Regions from separate parts of the Mus musculus genome. Here all the other regions are linked to region 1. A link is a loop called in an ENCODE intact Hi-C map of the cell type or tissue named here. Cell type or tissue: left cerebral cortex. All regions are shown on one strand. Region 1 overlaps Rras2 (related RAS viral (r-ras) oncogene 2). Region 2 has its middle 19 kb from the start of Rras2. Region 3 has its middle 43 kb from the start of Copb1. Region 4 has its middle 58 kb from the start of Copb1.

What was found. A loop is a pair of places that touch in the nucleus more often than their neighbours do. Peaks named below come from ENCODE experiments on the same cell type or tissue, not always from the same donor. Only the 100,000 strongest peaks of a DNase experiment are listed, where the experiment ranks them.
Region 2: it touches region 1 in a loop (2.1-fold over the local background); 2 of 42 quality-filtered maps call a loop at or near these places.
Region 3: a loop joins it to region 1, with 8 times the contacts of the local background. A loop is called at or near these places in 32 of 42 quality-filtered maps.
Region 4: a loop joins it to region 1, with 4 times the contacts of the local background. A loop is called at or near these places in 17 of 42 quality-filtered maps.

Annotation. Positions count from the first base shown.
Region 1 is chr7:114,065,707-114,068,206 of GRCm38, forward strand. The region is part of intron 1 of Rras2 (related RAS viral (r-ras) oncogene 2); the gene reads right to left. Among named protein-coding and RNA genes, the nearest start is that of Gm51454, 30 kb to the left of the region's middle. In left cerebral cortex, a CTCF peak has its summit at 1,287; a DNase peak (open chromatin) is centred at 1,269; H3K4me3 peaks cover 596 bases; H3K27ac peaks cover 738 bases.
Region 2 is chr7:114,135,926-114,138,425 of GRCm38, forward strand. No RefSeq gene overlaps it. Among named protein-coding and RNA genes, the nearest start is that of Rras2, 19 kb to the left of the region's middle. In left cerebral cortex, no CTCF peak of the experiment used is centred here; DNase peaks (open chromatin) are centred at 1,274, 1,896, 1,979 and 2,312; H3K27ac peaks cover 1,060 bases.
Region 3 is chr7:114,210,332-114,212,831 of GRCm38, forward strand. No RefSeq gene overlaps it. Among named protein-coding and RNA genes, the nearest start is that of Copb1, 43 kb to the right of the region's middle. In left cerebral cortex, no CTCF peak of the experiment used is centred here; no DNase peak of the experiment used is centred here.
Region 4 is chr7:114,195,799-114,198,298 of GRCm38, forward strand. No RefSeq gene overlaps it. Among named protein-coding and RNA genes, the nearest start is that of Copb1, 58 kb to the right of the region's middle. In left cerebral cortex, a CTCF peak has its summit at 953 (motif pointing left); no DNase peak of the experiment used is centred here.

The DNA of each region.
Region 1 (2,500 bases):
AAATATCCTCAGGGTCTGAGCAGTAATTACACAGATAAACACACAGGCATGAATCTATCTTGTTCATTTAGCATTTGTGTATTTGTATGTGTAAAGATTACAACCATAAAACGTACAAATGGCAATCGCTCTCCTCTTCCTCCTTAGAACCCACGGTTTGTGTTTGTTTGTTTGTTGATTGATTGTGTGTTTGGAGTGCTGGGGACTGAAACTGCAATCAGATCAGATCAGGCACGGTTCCAACACCGAGCCACATCCCCGCCCTCCTCTTTGATTTCTGAGACTCAGTCTTGCTAAGCTGCCCAGACAGGTCTTGAGCTTACAATCCTTCCACTTCAGTCTCCTACAGAGCTGAAACAAGTGTGTACCTCAGGGGACCCGTAGTTAGTTGCTTTCCACAGAACACAAAACTTTCCAGTTTGATTTGTGCCTCATTTCCCACTACCAGAACCCCTCCTGTAATTTTCCTACAATGTTTGTTTGAAGTTATATCAGTAATATGGGTGATACCCACTCTGTACCCCTTAACAGGTCCCACTGTCCCTTTGACAGAACACCCAATCTACTGTTAGGAACAACGGGGCTGTGGCTTGGTGGTAGAGCGCTTGCCAGACATGCTTAGGTCAATTCCTAACAGCAACAAAACAGTAAGAAGGATAGAGACAGGCCAACCCCAAAACACATGAAGTGTAAAACCATGCCTGCTCAGAAGGCAACACAAATTAAGAGGTATGGCTGCCACTATGCATGGGAACTGTGTTCACAGAGCCCCAGTAACTGTCCAAGGAAAAACAAACAAACAAACCCTCCAGCAGCAGATAACATGGAGGCTGGGGGACAGCACTAGAAAGCGGAAAGCAGGGTAGACCAAAAGCTACAGAAGGGAGGGTGGGTTTCCTGGGGCTTTGCCGGCAGCACATTAAAGGATATGTGGAGGGGAGTCCTGGCGAGAACAAAGGACAGGGAGACCACCCACACTGGATAAGTTATTCCACTTGCGCAGAGAGATCTACTGCCTTCCCCCATACGATCTGGTCTGGGTAAATTTGTCTGCAATAGCTACAAAATGGTACGCCCAGGTGAGCAGGCACGCTTCCATAGCCTCAGTCTGCGAACTCTCTGCTTGGCCTCCAAAGAGGACTACTCACTGGCAGCAGGCTTGGTGGAGCAGGAAAATGGGGAAGAGGTGACAAGAATGAATTGCCCTTCCGCATTCCAAGGGGCAGTGGCGACAACCACTTTCTCTTAAAGCCAGCCCGGTGTGAAAGTGCAGTTCCCAAACACTGCCACAGGGTGGAGTCTGGTCCACACCGGAGACTAGGGATCCAGCACTTGGGTTAAGTCTCACGGGCCTGGTGAGGAAAGGGGGCTGGATCAGAGGGACTACAGGACAGGGCAAACACAAGCCTGAGCATTTCTGAGCCCATGCCACACTCGGGAGGCTTGGCAGCTTTTAAAAGGACACAGTGAATAAGGAAGGGTATAATAATAAATTTTAAAAAAAAAAGTAAAAAATCTCTCAAAGTATCAGATATTGAAAGGCACAGGTGTGTTACATGGACAACAGAACTACTACATGTATCTGACAGATTCCACCCTAATTTTTTTTAAAAAAAAAAATGCAAACTGAGCCGGGCGTGATGGCGCATGCCTTTAATCCCAGCACTCGGGAGGCAGAGGCAAGCGGATTTCTGAGTTCGAGGCCAGCCTGGTCTACAAAGTGAGCTCCAGGACAGCCAGGGCTATACAGAGAAACCCTGTCTCGAAAAAACAAAAAAAAAAAAAAAAAAAAACAACAACAAAAAAATGCAAACTGTAAAAGCTACAGAGTTAGATTTGGGAAGACAGGGGTGGGGGTGGGGGATTCTGCAGAAGTGGGAGGGAGGGCAAGATCGGTTAATGGGAGTGAATACGATCAAAATGAGTAGCTATCACTTAGTCATTATTGTATAATTCATACATGCTAATAAAATGAAGAGAACTGCATAGTCAAATCGAGAAGCTAAGGGTTCATGCCCTCATCCTGAGCTGACCTCAGGAAACTTTCTAGGCCTCCTCCTTCTTTCTCCCTCTTCCCTGCTCCTGCCCTCTCTCAGCTACACACGTACATTAAAAAACAAACAAACAAACAAACAAAAACAAAACAAAACAAAACAAACAAAAAAAAAACCTTAAATCATCCATTCCTTCCCCCACCCAGCCAGAATGTAAGCAGGGTAAAGACAGGAACACTGCCAGAGAGGAAGGAGAAGGCCTTCCCCAGCAAATCACAGGCCAGGCAAGACCTGCAGGCAGTGCGGCTGCGCATCTGCCTTGCTTATTACTCAGTAGATTTTCTCATTTATCCTCACAAGGACCCTCCAACAGATTCCCCCCTTTTACAAACATTTTTACATCAGAGAACTGCACTACTTCTTCAAGGCCACTCAATAAACAAGCAGGAAGACTACGGTTTAAATTCAGACCCAATGCTAATAAGGTCATCAGAGCCTAAGAATTA
Region 2 (2,500 bases), 70 kb after region 1:
TATATAGCTCAGGATAGCCTCAAACATGCCATCCTCCTGCCTCTACCTCTCAATTACTGGAATTACAGGTGTATGTTATTCTACTTAGTTTAAACTTATTTCCAAGTCTACAAATGTTCCTATTCCAGACATTTCATGTAAGTAGAATCATACAATATTCATCTTTTGATGTCTCCTTTATCTTGTTTAATAGAATGTCTTCTTAAAATTAGAGCCAGTTATAGTACATTGTAGGATACAATTGTAGTATAATATTGATATATTAATACTGTGTTCTCCTTTGTTTTGCTATTTTTGTTTGTTTATTTATGGGTGTGTTTGCCTCTGTATATGTGTGTATTTGCCTCTGAGTGTGTGTGTATGTGTGTTTATGTGCACACATATGTGATATATATTATAGAGTTCATGTTGTGCTCTGCCCCATGTTACTCACTAGTGTGTGGACCGGTGGCTTCAGGCTGTGCCTTGCCTTGGTGACTCCACCTTAGAAAGCAGCCTTTAGTCCTAGATGACTCTGCATCCTATTTGTGCACACAGACACTACCACCTGCCCAGCGTGAACCACGAGGCACAGACTGATACACAACTTACTCACGCAAGGGAACCACTTGCAGAATCACTGAGGTAGACTTGAGTACACATGGATAAATGGACATATTAAAGTCATATCAGAAAGTCAGGCCCTTGAATTGAACCCGCCACACCAAACAAAGGATTCAACAACCGTACTTGGATCCCATAAACAGAGGGAAATACTGTGATGGCGATGGCGTGGAGCCGGGCCCACCAGTCCGTCATTTTATCTCATAACAGGTGCAAAACTCCAAGCTGTAGGGCTTCAGCCCAGTGCAGTCCCCACTTCTTGGCCTGTTCCCATTGTCATAGACCTCTGTCAGGAACTGCTCTGCCCTTTACAATGACTTGCCTTGTACGAGCTTCCAAAGCTAGGGGTTCTGTGCACCCCTAGCAGTCCTGAAATGGGGTTCATTAATACCTAACCACTGCTCGATCTCTGCCTCTGTCTTCAGTAGGACCTCTCATACTCTGTGGTCTCTTTCATCCTTTTGCAACCATTCTGTTTTACACACACACACACACACACACACACACACACACACACACACACTATAATGTATGATCTATACATAGCTAAGATTGGAATAAAAGAGCCAGTAACTGCTAACAGGCAGCTCTCCAGAGAAATCCAGATTACTTGGTAACAATGTGGCTTATAAATGTACCGTTACCCAATACATTCTGGCATTGTGAGGAGACCCAGATGTGTGCATATATTTTTCTGCAGGCTCACAATACTTGTGCTTCTAAACAACTATTAATGATGCAGCCAAAGCGGGAGCCAAATTGTCTATCTATCAACTGGCCGTTGAAAACCCTCGAGTGGTATTCTAGACAGGAGAATTAGCCATTCTAGGAAAAGTGAGGGTGAAGTTCAATATACAAGAAATATATATTGTTTTTTTTGAAGACAGAGTTTTTCTGGTAGTTCGGACTGTCCTGGAACTCACTATGTAGACCAGTCTGGCCTCAAACTCAAGAGATTCTCCTGCTTTTACCTCCCAAGTGATGGGATTAATAGCATACACCACTACGTCCAGTTTTCTGGGGGTAGGGGAAGGATATTGAAAAATACTCTACCTAATTTATTATTATTGTATAAATGTGTATATGGTGGAAGGTGCACCCCTGCCACAGTACTCAGGAGGAGGTCAGAGGGCAACTCCGTAGCCTCTGTCTCTGTTCTTCCACCTTTACATGCGCCTGAGGGATTGGACTCAGGTCTTCAGACTTGCACGGCAAGTGTTCAGCTGGCTGAGCTGTCTTGCTGGCCCAGAATATAACTTAGATCCTCCATCCCGGAGGCTGAAATGTGTTGATACCTTTGTCTTTTTGTCACAGATTTCTTTAGAGAGGTGTGTCTGCAGTCCTAGGGGACTGAGCCCTGAAAACTGAGCTGGCTATAACACCTAGCTTAGGTTTTATACTGTCAGCCGCACCTTTCACACATCTCACAAGGCGGCTGCTTCAAAGATGTGCAAACTCAAAAAAGAGCAACTAGTCAGATCAAGGAGGGGAAGTCCTTCCTTCCTTCCTTCCTTCCTTCCTTCCTTCCTTCCTTCTTTCCTTCCTTCCTTCCTTCCTTCCAATGACAAGCTGACACCTCTAGCTTCCAGGGCCTAGGGCAGACCCTCGGGAGCTGTTGAATTTAGGTTGGCTGGCGAGAACTGGAAACACAGTAAGGTAGGCGGTTCCTGGGATGCTTTTCTAGTGCATTGGCTTCTGTCCCCACAGAATGACACTGTTTCAGGACAGAACTGAAAGGAAATGCTCTGTGATAGAAATCTGGCCCTCCTGTACCCCCAGAGGCCCTGAGATGGGCTGTCAGCCTCCTGCAGGTGCCACAGCAATGGAGAACAAACAAGGTTTGCTCCCAATAGCTCTCAGTATCACTGGAGAGAGAGTAGAGCTATGGAGTGCTAGA
Region 3 (2,500 bases), 140 kb after region 1:
GTAGAATATAAAACAAGGAACTAAATTCTGAGGGAGGCAAAATAATTGGATTGGTTTTCCTCTTTTTGTAAGAAGGGTGAATGGGGACGAAAGGAATGCACATTTACTGGTGAATGTTTACTATAATACCAAGTGTGGTACTATAAATGTATTATATCACGGCATCAACTCTGGAAAGTAGATACAAGAACCCTCACATACAAGGCGAGGGATAAGGCACAAGAACAGGTAGAAGTGATAATGAGATTAACTACAAGATACCCTGGTTTTATATCTGGGCTCATCTCTTTTAAGCCTTAAGTAACTTAACCTCTTCTAAGACTGTAGCCATAATCTGCAAATGATGACAGCAGTTTCCCCTCACAGGGTCATTATGAGGACTATAGATGTCATGGGAAAAAGCACTCAGCGTTGCACCTGGCACAGATAAAATACTTAGTAGCTGGAGTTTATTTTACTTACTTTGTGCTGGAGATCAAAGGTCCCGGCATGGCATGCTAGGCAGGTGCTCTACCACTTAGCTATATGCCAAGCCACAAGGTTAGTACTTCAGGATTGTTTAAGATCATACAGCAAGTGCGTGGCAGACAAGGTTTTTTATGTAGCAGCAAACTCACTGAACCACACTGCTGTACCACATTGTTCTTTTTAGCTCCTGAGATCTGGAGGAAGACAGAGCTTTGAGAGAACGCAAACACTAGTGATGTACTGCCATTCTAGAGAGGGCCAGAAGGTGATCAGTTAGTTTGACCAGCCATACTATAACTTTAGTGCAACCCTTTACTTGGTGGGTGGTACTAGGAATTAAACCCAGGACCTTCACATATACTACTATCATTGAGTTACATCTCTAGCCCTTTTAACCAATTTCCCTTTAACCCTTTTTATCCTTTGTATCACCTGTTTATAAAGTACATTTCTATTATAACCTCCTCTTCTAATTACCATCTTATCTCTATTTCTCCTCAGTGGGTACATGACTAAGACAATAATTGTCTCTTCTCTAGAATCCATCAATAGCCAAAAACTCAGAAAGGAGGGGTAGTGTCCTATTAACACCTCTCTGACTCATTGTTTGCTGATACGTCCAGTCTTGTGTGGGTTCACTACAGGTGGCTATAGCTGCTGTGATGTCATGACTTGTGGGGAATTGCAGGCTGGTCTCCAGTCGAGCTGAGGTCTGAACCCCGATGGTCATAATTCACCTTCATGACACGGTAGGCGTTCCCTCATGCTCCTGGAACTCTGGCCCCTGCCTAAGTTACCAGCTCCCACAGCCCCCACAAGAGAAGCATGGTCAGTAGTCACATAGACAATGGCCCAAGCTTCTGACCTTCAGGCTAAACTCCTCTCCAGTTACCTAGCAACAGTGAAGACCATAAAAAGGGGTGTTCAGCCCCCACCTCGCTCTCTTACTCTTATGCTCTCTCTCGCTCCTTTGTCCCCTTACCTCCCACTTCTCTCCTCTTCCCTTTCTCTGTCTTCTTCTTTCCTCTCCTTTCTTCCTCTTTCTCTGTAGCCTTCTCTATTTCCACCTCTTTCTCCCTGCATTTCTATAATAAAGCTCTTAAACCATAGAGTCTCTGCTCCATCTAGATTCACTATACCACTCTTGCCAGTGTTGGGAACCTCTTCACTATTCCCTCTCTCCTATAGCCCTGGGGCGACAGGGTGTCGCCTCGGGGGCTGCCCCTTTTCCAATCCCCCTGCCAGATGGGTCAGAGGCTTGCGTGCCCACCTGGGGCCAAGTGGAAAGCATCCCGGCAGCCCCTCAATGTTTGTCTCTGCCTGCCCAGAGCACAGGAACGTTTGGTCCCTTTTCCCTTCCCCTTCTTCCCCAGGGCCTCCCCTGCCCCAACTTTTTTTGTTCCCAACAATGACTGGCTATGTTGTGTTCAGATATAGCATTTCACAGCCCTTCTCCTGATTTCCAGGCTCTTAGTCTTTCTATCATTCTCCAAGATGTTCCCTTAGCCTTAGAGGAAGTGGTAAGATTTTTCTGTTTAGGATCGGAATTAACCATCACTAAATTAAATCTTGTGTGTGTGTGTCTGTGTGTCTGTGTGTGTCTGTACTCATTCGTAGATATGCATGTAGAAACTAGAGGCCAATGATGAGATTCCTCCTCTAGCCTTTTCTTTATTCTTTATTGAGACTGTCTCTGTATGTAAGACATGAATATGTCTATGTTGGTTATGTAGACCAGGCTGGCCTCGAACTTAAAGAGATCCTCCTGCCTCTGCCTCCTGAATACTAGGATCAAAGGCATGTGCCTCCAAGGCCAGTTCTACCTTATTTTTTGGGACATGGGGCTCTCACTGAACTTAGAGCTTGCCAGTTCAGCTGGATTGGCTAGCCAGAGAGTCCATTGGCTCTGCCCATCTTCATTGACCACACTGGGGGCACAGATGTTTGCTGCTGAGCAACTCCCTTCTTGACATGGGTTTCTGAGATCTGGTCTCAGATCTTTATGGTTGCATAAGAAGCAGTTTACTCACTA
Region 4 (2,500 bases), 130 kb after region 1:
AGCCTGGGAACAATCCAAGGGAAGAAATCCTTCATCAAGCCTGTGCTAGGCACGAGGTGAGCCATGCAGAGAACGTGGTAAAATAGAAGGATGGAAAGATAGGTTCTGGAGGAAGGAGAAGAGCCAAGGTTGTCAGTTAGAAATGCTTAGATTGAGAAAGCCAAAGGAGTCTTTAAAAACAGAGCGCAAGGGCTGGAGAGATGGCTCAGCAATTAAAAACATGCACTGCTCTTGCAAAGGGCCTGAGTTCAATTCCCAGCATCCGTGTCAGGAAGTTCATAACTGCTTATATCTCCAGCTCCAGGGTATCTGACATCTCTGGCCTCCAAGAATACCTGTACTCATGTACAGACACCATACACACACACACACAGAGTAAAAAGAAATCTTTAAATAACAAGGCACAAATTGAAAGAGTCGTGATTCCTCACTAATAAAAAAACCAATCCTGTTTACCCACAAATCCCATGTTCCAGAAAAACAAAAAAGAAAACCAAGACATGACAATGTCACATCAGGCAGAGGAGGAGGAAGCTTTAGCAGATAGTGGTCTTGGTCAAATCTTTGAATCATTGACTTATAAGTAAAAGAATTGGGGGCTGGAGAGATGGCTTATTGGTTAAGAACACTGTTTCTCCATAGGTCATAAGTTCAATTCCCAGCAACCGCATGGTGGCTCACAATCATCTATAATGTGATCTAATACCTTCTTCTGGCATGCAGATAAAGCACTCATATACATAAAAACTAAATAACTAAATAGAATTGTGGTAGCATTTATATGAGTAATGACAACAGAGAGGAAGAAGGTTAAAAATTATGTCTGGGAGGTAGAGAGATAAATGGCTCAGCAGTTAAGAGCATTGACTGCTCTTCCAGAGATCCTGAGTTCAAATCCCAGCAACCACATGGCGGCTCACAACCATCTGTAATGGGATCTGATGCCCTCTTCTGGTGCATCTGAAGACAGCAACAGTGTATTCACATACATGAAATAAATAAATACATCTTTAAAAAAATCATGTCTGGAGTGATATTATTCTTTTAAATTTTAAAGTGCTAGGCTAGGGAGGCAGAGGCAGGTAGACCTTTGTGAGTTTGAGCCTAGCCTGTTCTACAAAATGAGTTGCAGGATAGCCAAGGCTATTACACAGAGAAATTCTGCCTTGATAAACCGAAAAACCAAAAAAACCACCCCTTCCAAAACAGAAAGAAAGAAAGAAAAAGAAAACCCAAAACCTAACTAAATAAAGTATAAAGCTATGTTAGAATAAAAAGAACCTTGAAATTTCAGTGATAATGGCACAAAACTGCTTTTATTTGCTTCTTTTCTTAATTTTGAAACAAGATTTCATGGATCCCAGGCTAGCTTCTAACTCACTCTATAACCAGAGAAGCCCTAAAATGCCTGATCCTTCTACTTCAACCTCCTGAGAGCCAGGATTACAGCCAAGAACGACCATACACAGTTTATAAAGCTTTTTTTTTTCTTATATCTATAGTCAGTGGGTAGGATGGGACCAGACAGTTCTACAGTCACTGATGAGCTCAGGGTGGTAGAAATTCCTTTTTTCCCCCTTTTCTTTTACTTTGCCAAGACAGAACCCAAAGGGTCTCGTACATGTAAGGAGAGTGCTCTACCATGTAGCCATGCCCCAAGCCTAGTTCCAATATCTTAAGTTGGAATTCCAACTTCTTCTACAAGTGATTCATAAAACTGTAAAGCAAAGGGATCGTGGGGTGGAGGGGAGGGTAGAGAGTGGGTGGGGGACTGGGAGGGCTGTAGAGAGGTGAGGGTAGAGGAGGGTGGGTGGGGGTGGGTGGGGGAGTGGGGAATGGAGGGTAGAGAATGGGTAGGGTCATGTGGGGGGCTGGGTGAAGGGTGGGGGTAGGGTAGAGGGTGAGTGGGTGGGGTTGGGGAAGTGGGGTGAGGTAGAGGATGAGTGGGTGGGGTTGGGGAAGTGGGGTGGGGTAGAGGATGGGGGGGCTCTCAGGCCAGCCACTCTGTGCTTTGGTCTAGAGTGCTATACAAGCCACCTAATTAGCCCCAAAGCTGCAGAAATACAGAGAGTAGATGCAATACTTGGTGGACACCTCTATTTTCATTATTGGAAGCATAGACTATAAAATTTGTTATAAAGGAAAGAGGAGAGGTAAAAGAGTAGTTAGGCTGAGGGATACAAGGAAATTTGTATAACTGTAAGGCCTGTCTATGCTCATCCTAGCTTTGAATAATGGCAAGGAGATTTATATTTATTTAAAGTAGCTTTAGGCCTTTGGTTCTCTAGTTCCCAATTAACTAGCACCTACTACTTGTATTAATCCATTTATATTATTCTATGTCTGGCCTGTGGCTTGTTGCGTCTCAGTCTCTAGTACCAGGGCTTGCTGCTGGCGAATTCTCTTACCACTGAGCCTCTCCCAGAGTTCTCTCTCTGCCTGGAAGTCCCAGCCTTCCTTTCCTGCCTTTGCTATAGGCCATCAGCTTTTTATTATAATA